2 separate regions of the Homo sapiens genome follow, and region 1 is linked to region 2. The links are chromatin contacts, found by Hi-C or POLR2A ChIA-PET in ENCODE. All regions are on one chromosome and are shown on one strand. The core of a region is the stretch at or near the end of the contact, and the rest is flanking DNA. Distances in the headings are between cores, read along the strand shown. Region 1 has its middle 150 kb from the start of TLE3. Region 2 holds the start of LINC02205 (long intergenic non-protein coding RNA 2205).

Region 1 (5,131 bases), core at 1,791-4,290, 260 kb before region 2:
CAGACACGCAAGAGATGACTCCGCCTAGCCTGCTGCTTGCCTAGTTCTCAACAAAGCAGCCCACTGTTCACATCCCACCTGTGCTTCTCCAGAAAGCTGGAAAGCACCAAAGGCCCTTTTCACTCCTACCTGCTCTGCCACCATTCATCCCCGGGTCCCCGAGGCTGGTGGGTGATTCAGCTTGGAAGACTGTCTCTCACCCCACCCTGCCCCTGCCAGCCCAGAGCTCCTGAAGCCTGGCCTTCTGTCTGGGGCTCCTCCTTAGGGAGGAATTCACCAATGTCTCTGGAGCAGCAGGGGTTTTGCTCCAGGGAAGGGCTTCAAGAAACCTGATCACACTCTTCATTGGCTCTTTAGTGGTGTCCTCTGGCAAAGCAATGGAGTTTTGCTCATTCATTCATTCAACAAACACTTCTGCATGTCTGCCAGGTGACTGGGCGACAGAGCTAAACAGGACCCACGTGGCAGCTGCTCTCCTGGACCTCACGGGAGTAACCGCAACTGGTGGGTGCTGGTGGGTGAGAAGCAGGATGAAGGAGCATTAGACACTCTGGGAGGGAGGCCTGGGAAGGGGTATCACACCCCAGAGTGGTACTGCTCTGAGTGACAAAGGACACAGACACTATCTGACCCAGTTCCTTCCTTGCATTTGAAGCCAGCAAGGTGACAGTTGTCCAAGGAGCCTCTGCAAGTTGATAGCAGCACTTCTGGCTCCAAGCCAGAGCAGCTCTGTCCCTTTCTGCAGGGCTGTGCCTCCCTCTCCAGGATTCCTGGGCCTGAAAACATTTCTCGGGTTTATTTGACAAAGCAAGAGGGCAGTGGCGGGGCCAGGCCCTTGCTGGGTGCTCTTTTAGACAGTTTATTCAAGGACGCATCAGTGACCAGCCTGGTAAGGAAGGCTCAGGCCCCTCTGAGGGGAGGGCAGGTAGAAATTCTCTGCTCAGTCTGCAAGAGGTTCTGCTCCCCAAGCAGCGCCCTAATGAGGCCCCCACCCCAGGACTTTGGCTGGACTTCTCCGCTGAGTAAGAGCTGCTGCTTTCTGGTGGGCCAGCCCCACTTCTCCAGGGTGTGTCATGTAGACAGACCTCCGTTTCCTCCTCTGTCGTAGAGCAATAACATTGGCTCTCACCCCCATGGAGTTGCTGGGGAGAACAAAATGGGTTTGTGTGTGGGGGTGGTGACAGTCAAGTACCTGTGCAGGGCTGGACATATGGGAGGGCTCTGTAAATGTGAGATGTTATTAACAGGCATGCTGCCTTCTGGAGCTTTCCAGGGCCTTGGCCCAGGTGCAGAACAGCACACTGGGACCCAGGAACCCTGGGTTCTCTTTCTTTCTGGTGACCTTGGGCCCCTGAACCCCTCAGACTGCTTGGACCTTCTAGGTGTTGGCCTCCCTCTCATAGGATGATGCCTGGGCCTGGGGCCCTGGAGATCTGGCCAGGCCAGAGTGGGCTCCCCCAAGCCACCTGCCAGGGCAGGAGCTGTTGGAAGCCATTTCTCTTCTATACCGTCCCAGCCATACTCTCCAGCTCAGAATAGACCCAGTCCTCCACTGTTACAGCCTAGAGATTCCACCCCCTTTGGGTTGGTCACTCTGGGCCACTCCTGCAGAGAATGAGAGAAATTAGCTGAGAAATAAAATCGCAATTCGTATTGCAAAGAAGGGATTAATTTCTTTATTGTATAAAGATCTCCTACCCAGCAACAAGAACAAACCAATAACTCAATTTAAAAAATGGGCAAAATATAGGAAGACCGTTTCAAAAGAATATATAAGTGGCTCTTAAATAGATGAAAAGTTACTCAGCCTTACTCATAAAAGAAATGCAAATTAAAACTTCAATAAAAGACCCTCTTTTAGGCCGAGTGTGGTGGCTCACGCCTGTAACCCCAGCACTTTGGGAGGCCAAGGCAGGCAGATCTCTATTAAAAATACAAAAATTAGCTGCGTGCAGTGGCATGTGCCTGTAGTCCCAGCTACTCCAGACACTGAGGCAGGAGAATCATGTGAGCCTGGGAGGCAAAGATTGCAGTGAGCTGAGGTCGTGCCATTGCACTCCAGCCGGGGCAATGGGAGAGAAACCCTGTCTCAAAAAAAAAAAAAAAAGACCCTTTTTGAACCATTATATCAAAAAGATCAAAAGTATGGCACACTCTGCTGCTGAGGGTGCAAGGACAGGTGCCAGAGTGTGGGGCTGGCAGGAAGAGGAATCAGCGTGTCTGGGAGAGCCACTGGGAGCCCCTGCCAAACCACACCTGCTCTTCCCTCTGACCGGCACAGCCAACCCTAGGATTTCATCATGCGGATACACAGGGGACGTGTGTGCTCCTCATTCACTGTGGCATTATTTATCAAAGCAAAAGATTGTCAATCTCCAAATGTTAATCAATAGGGGACTGATTAAATAAACAATGATGTCCGTACAATGGGACTCTACACAACTGTTAAGCAGAACCAACATACAGATGACATTAGCTACGTCACATGGAATGGAGGACCTCCCAACTGTGCCTCTTCAACCCACAGAATTATACGAAATACATATTAGTATTGATTTAAACCACTGAAGAAAGGAGAATGGACCCTGTATGTTTCTATAAGGAGAGGGTTCCAAGGTATATTGACATGCTACCATTTGTGTAAAAAGAGGAAAAGAATGAACACACACATGTTTGCATTTGGGTTTCTAAATGCATATACAAACATATATGGCTTTAAAGAAACTGGTAGGAGTGGAGGCCTCCAAGGAGGAGACTTGGGGGCAGAGGAACTTGATAGTGAAGAACAGGGGAGGGGAGGAGGCTTGATTTTCACTTTTTTTTTTTTTTTGCAATATGCCTGTATTTCCTATTCTAAAGATATACATACTTACACTAATTAATGAATCAAATGATCTCTTGGCAGAGATACTGAGAGTAAGACAGAGACATACCAGGGTGTGAACCCCAGGCTGCAGCCCTCTCTTTGTGTTGTCATGGGGTCAAGGGACATGCCCTTGAGCTGAGGGTCAAGGCCTGGGAAAGTTCCCACCCAGCCCCAGGGCCCAGCCCTCACAGGGTGGTGACTCATGGGCACCCGGGAAGTTTCGGTTCCTGTGGTTTTTGCTCTGTTCCAGTGGCCTCCTCTGCTGGGACACATCACTCTCCTGGCTGCTGGGATTCTAGCAGCCCACTGGGCCTGCTGCGTCCCTATCTCTGGGTATCTTTAGATGCTGTCTCTGGCCTGTCCTAGGAGGGACTCAGACCTTTAGAATGCCAAAGCAGAGGGTCCCCAGCCCTCTCAAGTGCTATCCTCAATGTCTGGCCCATCACAACCCTGCAGCCCCTGCCACGAACACTGACCTCAAGGGGTCACAGCTGCGGTGGCTTTGCTCAGAGCAGCCCCTGCCAATCTTAAAGTGGATGCTAGAAGGGAAGGCCAAGTGAGAATCCTGGGCGAGCCATTTCCTGTCTTTCTGTGGGTGTTGGAGCAGGACGGCGGGCGGCGTGGCCGGCTTGGGGGTGGAATCCTTGCCCTTCTCCGCCTCCTTTGCCAGGTGCAGGATGGATGCTGAGAGTCTATTTTGCAGATGAGGCAACTGAGCCCATTGCGTTCTGCCTGTTAGGTGTGGTGCAGGTGCCTGGGCAGATGTGTACTCCCGAGCCAGCTCCTCAGCCGCATGACCTTAGGTGAGTCACATCGCTACTCTGGGCCTCAGTTTTCTCATCTGCAAAGTGGGAACAATAATATTTTGTTTTTGACTTGCTGGCCACAAAGGCCCTGGATGAAAGGTAACTTCATGTGGTTGACTGCTCTGAGCTCCCTCCTCCTGAACCTCTAATGTGCCCGCTTCCTAGGGAATGCAAGCTTCCAGAGGGCCAAGCTTTTGCCCAAGTAGTTGCAGCAGGGGCCTGGAGCAGTCAGACCTACTGGGGAAGCAGGTGAGGGGGTTAGTTCCTGGGCACCAGGGTGACATTGCTCAGGGATCATAAAATTCACGTCCTCACCCACGTCCTTCCTCTTTATTTTGACTCAGAGCCAATCCTTGCTTGCTCTTCACTGAGACCAGCCTTCATCTGCAGAGGTCTCTGGGAGGGAGAAAGGTGCTAAGGAGCTAGGCTTCCCTCTGGGAGGCCCATCTGAATAAAAATAACCAACTTGCCTCACCATCAGGTCTCGTTCAAGTACCTTCTGGGTGCTTTACAGAGGTTAGCTGATTTTCTCTTCTCAGCCAAATGATGGGGAGAAATGCCCCATTTCATAGATCAGGAAGCTGAGGCACAGAGAGGTTTATAGCTTGACGTCACCCAGCTAGAAAAGAAGGAGCTGGCATTTGAAATCAGGCAGCCTGGCTCAGAGTGGAGAGGAGACAGAGGTGAAGTCAGCCAGGAGGTGGAGACACCAAGAAGAGCAGGGGAAGGCCCTGGGCAGGGAGGTGAGGAAGCCCCAGGTGAGTGCCATTGCTAGCACCCGTACTTGGGGTCCCCAACCAACTCATTTCTCTATGCCAGCCAGATGGGGGAGGTGAGTAGAGGAGAGGACGCTGTCTTGTCCGTTCAGGGCTTCCTCCTTATTAAAGCCTGTCAGATTTTCCCCGGAACCTCACAAGGAGGAAAGCAGGGGTTTCCACCAGCAGCCTCGGGTCTGCTCGCCACACAGGGTTTTAGAAGTCAGAGGAATGAGGCTAGGTTGGGTTTAGTCTCCATACCAGGTTGCCTCATGCCCACAGTCCTGTGTGCAGGCCTGTGCTGTGTCCCATGTCACACCCCTGGGCCTGCCAGTATTCGTGTTCCTGCCCCTCTGTGTAAATGTCAGGTCTCCTGGGTTATAGTGAAGAAGTCAGTGAAATGCACAAGGAGGACCTGTTGAGAGCCAGGCCTTTCACCCTCCTCTGTTTACAGGTGAGGAAACTGGGGCTCAGGGAGAAGTCACTTGCCCAGGGCACCTGGTTTGAGGGAGGAAAGCCCAGATCTGGGATTTGGGCCCTGAAGACAAATCCTTGCTTTTCTCTCTGTGAGAGGCGAGAGGGGCTGAACCCAGCCATGCTCGACATAACCTTGAGCCTCAGCCCACCTCCCACTGCCCACCCCCAACACTGGGGGCCTGGGAAAGGAAACTTTTCCACCAGGTACCCACATCACTTTTTCCGTT
Region 2 (5,131 bases), core at 698-3,197:
CCGAGACCAGCCCAGGGCCTCGCGGCTGCTCTTCTCTTAAACAGGCAGTGGAAGACAGGGGAGCGGGCTCCATTTCCACCGTGCTCCCAGCCTGCTGGAGACCTTGCTTGGGGGCCTTTGCTCCTCTGGGCCTCAGTTGCTTCTGCTGTAAACAGAGGATGGAGTTGTCTTTGTCAACCTTTGAAAACACTTCTATTTCTGAAACCTCACAGCTGGGCCCAGCCTGCAGCTCTCAGGGTTTCTTCCCTCAGCACCAAAAGCCCATCCCCTAAAGCCTTGAACCCCAGCAGGGAACACTGCCTCCAAGACAGCTGGGATAGGGGCTGACCCTGAAGTGGCCACGTGGTTCCCAAAACTTGTAAGAGTTCCCCTAAATTCCCCTGGGTCTACTTATGGCCCCAGGCCAGCTGTGCCTTACTCACAGCCACAAGGCCTGGCTCTGCTGAATCTCAGCTCTGTGGTCTTGGGCAAGTCACCATGAGCCTCAGTGTTCCCATCTGTGAGACAGGAGAGGAGCCTTATGCCAGCAACACCCCTCCCCAAAGTGACTGTGAGCTCCAGGTGGAATCAGTGAAGCTCTGCATGTAGAGGGAGGACATCAGGACCAGGGAGGAATGTGTCTTTGAGGTGGCCTCCCCTCTCCACCCCGTCTTGTTCCCATGAATGACACGCTGTGTCCTGGGGCCTTTCTTCTTTGTAATCCCAGTGTCACTGAGGGCAGCTGAAGTGCTGCTTCTTCCCAGAGCTGTGTCAATGTGGGGGTGGGGGAATCTCCTGAAAGCCAGATCAGCACCCTCTAACCTCAAGGTTCCTGGCAGTCATCAAGGGAGCGCCTGGGGACAGGAAGCACTGAGCTTCCTCCACCAGCTGCACACTCGGCCAGCTCCTGAGAGGCTCTGGGCTCAACAGAGCCCAACGTCCGGTGTGACCTGCAGAAGCTCCTCCCCCGATGCCAGCACCTGAACCTCGGGGTACTGCCTGGTGACGAGTGGCGGAGCTAAGATGCCAGCTCCAGAATGTTCCTCAGGGAACCTCTCACTGCACAGACAAGGGGGCATGAGCTACCCAGCGCCCCCCGGCGAGGCAGTCCCAGGCCCCGACATTTCAGCTGCATGTGGTGCCCCACAGGTGCCCATGAGGAGGAGCTGAGACTGCAGAGGGGAGCGGCCCGCTGGGTCCATCTGCCCACCTGCGGCACGGGGGCGTCTGACGGGCACCCCCACGGCACCCCAACACGGGGGCTTAGGGACTCCCACATCTCCATTATGAGGGCTCAGATTTGTGGGCCAAATTCAAGCCTGAAGCTTCTCTGTTATTTGGCTGCAAAAGAATTCCTGGTGGGAGTGAACACCACCCACCCCTAACAAGGTGTCAGCCCTTTACCTTCTAGCTCCTGCTGCTCCCAAACCCCAGAAAAACCCACTCTGATTTGGCCTTGAAAACCAGAACAGTGACCCTTGCTGGCAGCCAAATGTTTGCACCACAGGCTCTGACATCCAGGCGTCTTAGGGTTGTCTTAGACATCCAGACAGCAAGACAGGCAGTGGGCAGCAGACCAGAGGTGATTGAATGGCCAACTACACCCCATGTGAGAGCAAAGTCCATGAGGGATACCCCTCTCCCCAATTCTTCTGGGGCCTTCCCTCCCCATAACACTTCCATCTGCCCAGACAAGGGCTTCTGGTGCCAGGGGCAGCTCCCTTCTTATCCTTTATACTTGGCTGTTTGTGCAGACCACACAAAGATGAGTCATGCTGAAAGGCAGAACCTGCCCAGGGCTCCGTGAGTAATTTAGGCACTCACTCTACTTCTATTAAATCCCCTTCCCTTGAGGATATTAATGGGAAAGAAATCTGACTAAAGTAATTCACACTCAGGTGTAGCTGACTAATAGCACTATGCGGGTGGGGAGAGGTGGGGAGGATTACCTTTTAGGTGTCTTGCTAACCCCAGATAGAGGAAGAAATCTCAGGCAGTTGACCAACCCATGATATCAGCCCTGAAGGCAGCTTAAGAGAAAAGGCAGGGGGTTGCATTAGTTCCCCAACATCTCTGCCGGGAAAGGACCTCAAGATCCATTATGCATTTGTGAGGTTAATCACAGCATCATAGCTGCTCAGAGTCAGAAAGACCTCACAGGCCAGGCAGACCCCTGGGGTATGCAAATGTGTGCAAACTAACATCCAGATTGGCATTCATTATTCTGTGGTCACCAGCTGAGGGACTTCTGTGTGGAGCACAGCTACGCTGCTGGCAGGAGCCCTGATGTGGAGCAACAATATCCTACTGGAAATGCCCAGGGTGGCCTTGGAGAAACTCCAGAGGGGCACAGGGATTGGCCTGCTGGACCCAGCTCTGGAGGACCAGCCAGAGATGCACACACACTCACTCAAGATGAAGTGCAAGCCTGTGTGTTTTAGTAAAAGGCAAATCTGAAACCGCCTTTGCAAAAATCATAACTAAGGAAATTATGACAGTGAGAGAAACCTGACAGGGCTGACTCCATCTTGTCTCAAGCCTCACAAGTTGGCTCTCTTTGCTCATTCTTGGGCTTGGGCCAAGCTAACTCTGGGAGACATTTATAGTTTAAATAACAGCTCTTCCCAAAAGCTAACGTGTTCTTGTAAAACAAATAAAAGGCCACCAAGTTAGGATAAGAGGGGCTTGAATTCTAATTATTATCAGCTATTGTTCTGGAGGTCATAAGATTTACAACTTCTCCAATTACTCTTGAAGATAACATCACTGTTGTAGAACCTAACATTGGCCTTTTGAGATAACTTTTCAGTTTTTTGCATGTCTGGCAACCTGATGGCCCCAGCTGGACCTGCCAACCACTTCTGTGGCCCCCACCCAGGAACCGCCTCAGCATAAGAGGACAGCTTTGACTCCTTATGATTTCATCCCCAAGCCAACCAATCAGCACTCCTGACTCACTGTCCTCCTACCCACTAAATTATTCTTAAAAACACCGATCCCTGAATTCTCAGGGAGACTGATTTAAGTAATAATAAAACTCCAGTCTCCCGTACAGCCGGCTCTACATGAATTGAACTCTTTCTCTATTGCAACTCCCCTATCTTGATAAATTGGCTCTGTCTAGACAGCAGGCAAGATGAACCTGATGGGCAGTTACAAATCATGCAAAGATGATATGAAGCAAATTACAGGGGAATGACCACAAAACAATCACCATCTCTCCCTGCCTGGTAAGGGTCCTACAACCCTGACAGAGGCGGTATAGAGCGGCAAATCAGGGGGAAGGGATAGCCTCTCACCACACCCAAATGTCCTCCAGCACCATCCTCCTTGGTCTGTTGCCCAGCAGTGCTCTGGGCCAGATACCTGTGCTCGGCACTGAGGGGCACCCAGTGTGACTCAAGCAGAGTCTCTCCCCCAGAAGGGGTTACTGGAGCCACATGTCCAACCACCAGGTCAGGTGAGAACTGAAGCTCAGAACCTCCATGCCAGGATGGGTCTCCATCTGTCCATTATCCACTACTGTTGTGTAGACTGTGCAAAGATGAGTATCAGGCTGGGCGCCGTAGCTCATGCCTGCAATCCCAACACTTTGGGAGGCCAAGGTGGGTGAATCACTTGAGCCCAGGAGTTCAAGACCAGCCTGGGCAACAAGGAGAAACCCCACCTCTACAAAAAATACAGGCACACACAAAAAATTAGCAGGGTGTGGTGGCACGCACCTGTAGTCCCAGCAACTCAGGAGGCTGAGGTGGGAGGGTCTACTGAGCCTAGGAGGTTGAGGTTGCAGTGAGCTGTGATTGTGCCACTGCACTCCAGCCTAGGTGTCAAGATGAGACCCTGTCTCAAAAAAAAAAAAAAAAAAAAAAAGAAGAAAAGAAAAGAAAAGGAAAAGATGAGTAACAGCTCTCCAAGGCAGGGCTCACCCAGGGCCTCACAGATAACCACTCATGTTGAACAAACCTTGCCTCACCAGGCTCTTAAAAGTGAATTTCAACAGAGGGACAAGTGAATGGAATGAATAAATAAATATTTACCATGTAGTATGAGTCAGGCACAGCAAATAGGGTGTCTTGTTTACTCACAGTGGCCTTAGGAGGAAGGTATTAGCATCTCCAATGGACTATTGAGGAACTAAGACTCAAAAAGATTAAGTGCCTCACCACGTCACACAGCTAGAAATTGATATGACCTCCACATTCATGGAGAAGTGAGGGGAAGTGGAGGGAGCTAAGGTTAATGTGGGTGATGTCAGAGGTACTGGTGACTTGCAACTGCCCTCCCCCTCATCTGGCCCCTCCCACTTCCAGCATGCACTCTCTCACCCACCTCATGCCCCAGCACTCACACACAATTCATGCTGTAGAGCACAGTTGGGCAAGGCAAGTGGCAGCTTTGAGCTCCCTCTGGAAGGGGCAGGGGAGGGGGAAATCATGCCCTTAGAGGCCCCTCCCCAACCCCTCCCTCCCCACCCCCAATCTGCTGCAGCATCTGCCTCCCCAGTGTCAGCATCAAAGATTCATCAAAGCTGAAGCCCAGCAAAGTGTGTGCTTCACATCTCTAAATGTGCTTCTTCCCAATGAAAAATTCAGTGGAAAATGCAGGGAGTTAAAGAGGGGAGAAAAAAACAGATTTGAGAAGGAAACAGGGAAGGAAGAAGAGAAAAGAGAGCTGCCTCTGCACTGTGGTTCCACTGAATCCACCCACACTTACTGAGCATCTGCCTTATTTAGGGCACTGTACCAGGCACAGAGGTGCGACCGCCAAATACAGCCTCATAGGCTGCGCACTGCACAACTTTGGGGGAACCATTCCCAGAGATGCATTCTGGCTCCTGTCCAAATGGCGTGGGAGTCAGGAGGCCTGGGTGTCTGAGTCTGCTCCGCCACTCATTAGTCATCTAACATTCTTGAGTCTCAGATTTCTCACATCCAAGCCAGAGGTTCCAATACCCACCCCTCTCTTCTTCCAGTGCCCTGAGGAACATGTGCACAGGTTGTAAACTGTTGTGATAAAAAGAAAGTAGATAACTCATCCTACAGAGAAGCCCAAACAATGGGTTCAGGAAAAGAAGAGGAAGGGACCATTTCCAGTGGGGACAGTAGAGGGGGCTGCTTCCTGGAAGAGATCTTTGATCCCAGTTGTAAAGGAT

What was found. A loop is a pair of places that touch in the nucleus more often than their neighbours do. ChIA-PET counts read pairs that join two places held with the same protein, here RNA polymerase II (POLR2A). Pooled maps may share reads with other maps.
Region 1: a loop to region 2 is called in a pooled map, with 2.8 times the contacts of the local background. The contact joins the enhancer-like site here to the promoter of LINC02205 in region 2. A Hi-C loop is called at or near these places in 2 of 168 maps with a recorded cell type or tissue (CD8-positive, alpha-beta T cell and naive thymus-derived CD4-positive, alpha-beta T cell), 1 of 37 single-sample maps with no recorded cell type and 11 of 50 pooled maps. POLR2A ChIA-PET finds 5 or more read pairs at or near these places in 4 of 52 experiments (CD8-positive, alpha-beta T cell, activated B cell, activated CD4-positive, alpha-beta T cell and 1 more).

The regions. Positions count from the first base shown.
Region 1 is chr15:70,243,056-70,248,186 of GRCh38, forward strand. No RefSeq gene overlaps it. Among named protein-coding and RNA genes, the nearest start is that of TLE3, 150 kb to the left of the region's middle. RefSeq lists an enhancer at 2,895-2,944. Within about 2 kb of position 3,041, at least 3 of the 41 ENCODE cell types and tissues checked have a DNase peak (open chromatin) inside an H3K27ac peak, as active enhancers do.
Region 2 is chr15:70,503,981-70,509,111 of GRCh38, forward strand. It overlaps LINC02205 (long intergenic non-protein coding RNA 2205), which reads right to left and starts at 1,948. Exons shown (of 2, transcript NR_146562.1): 1 at 1,929-1,948; 2 at 1-145. RefSeq lists enhancers at 1-39, 40-563, 77-216, 317-456, 1,837-1,886 and 1 more.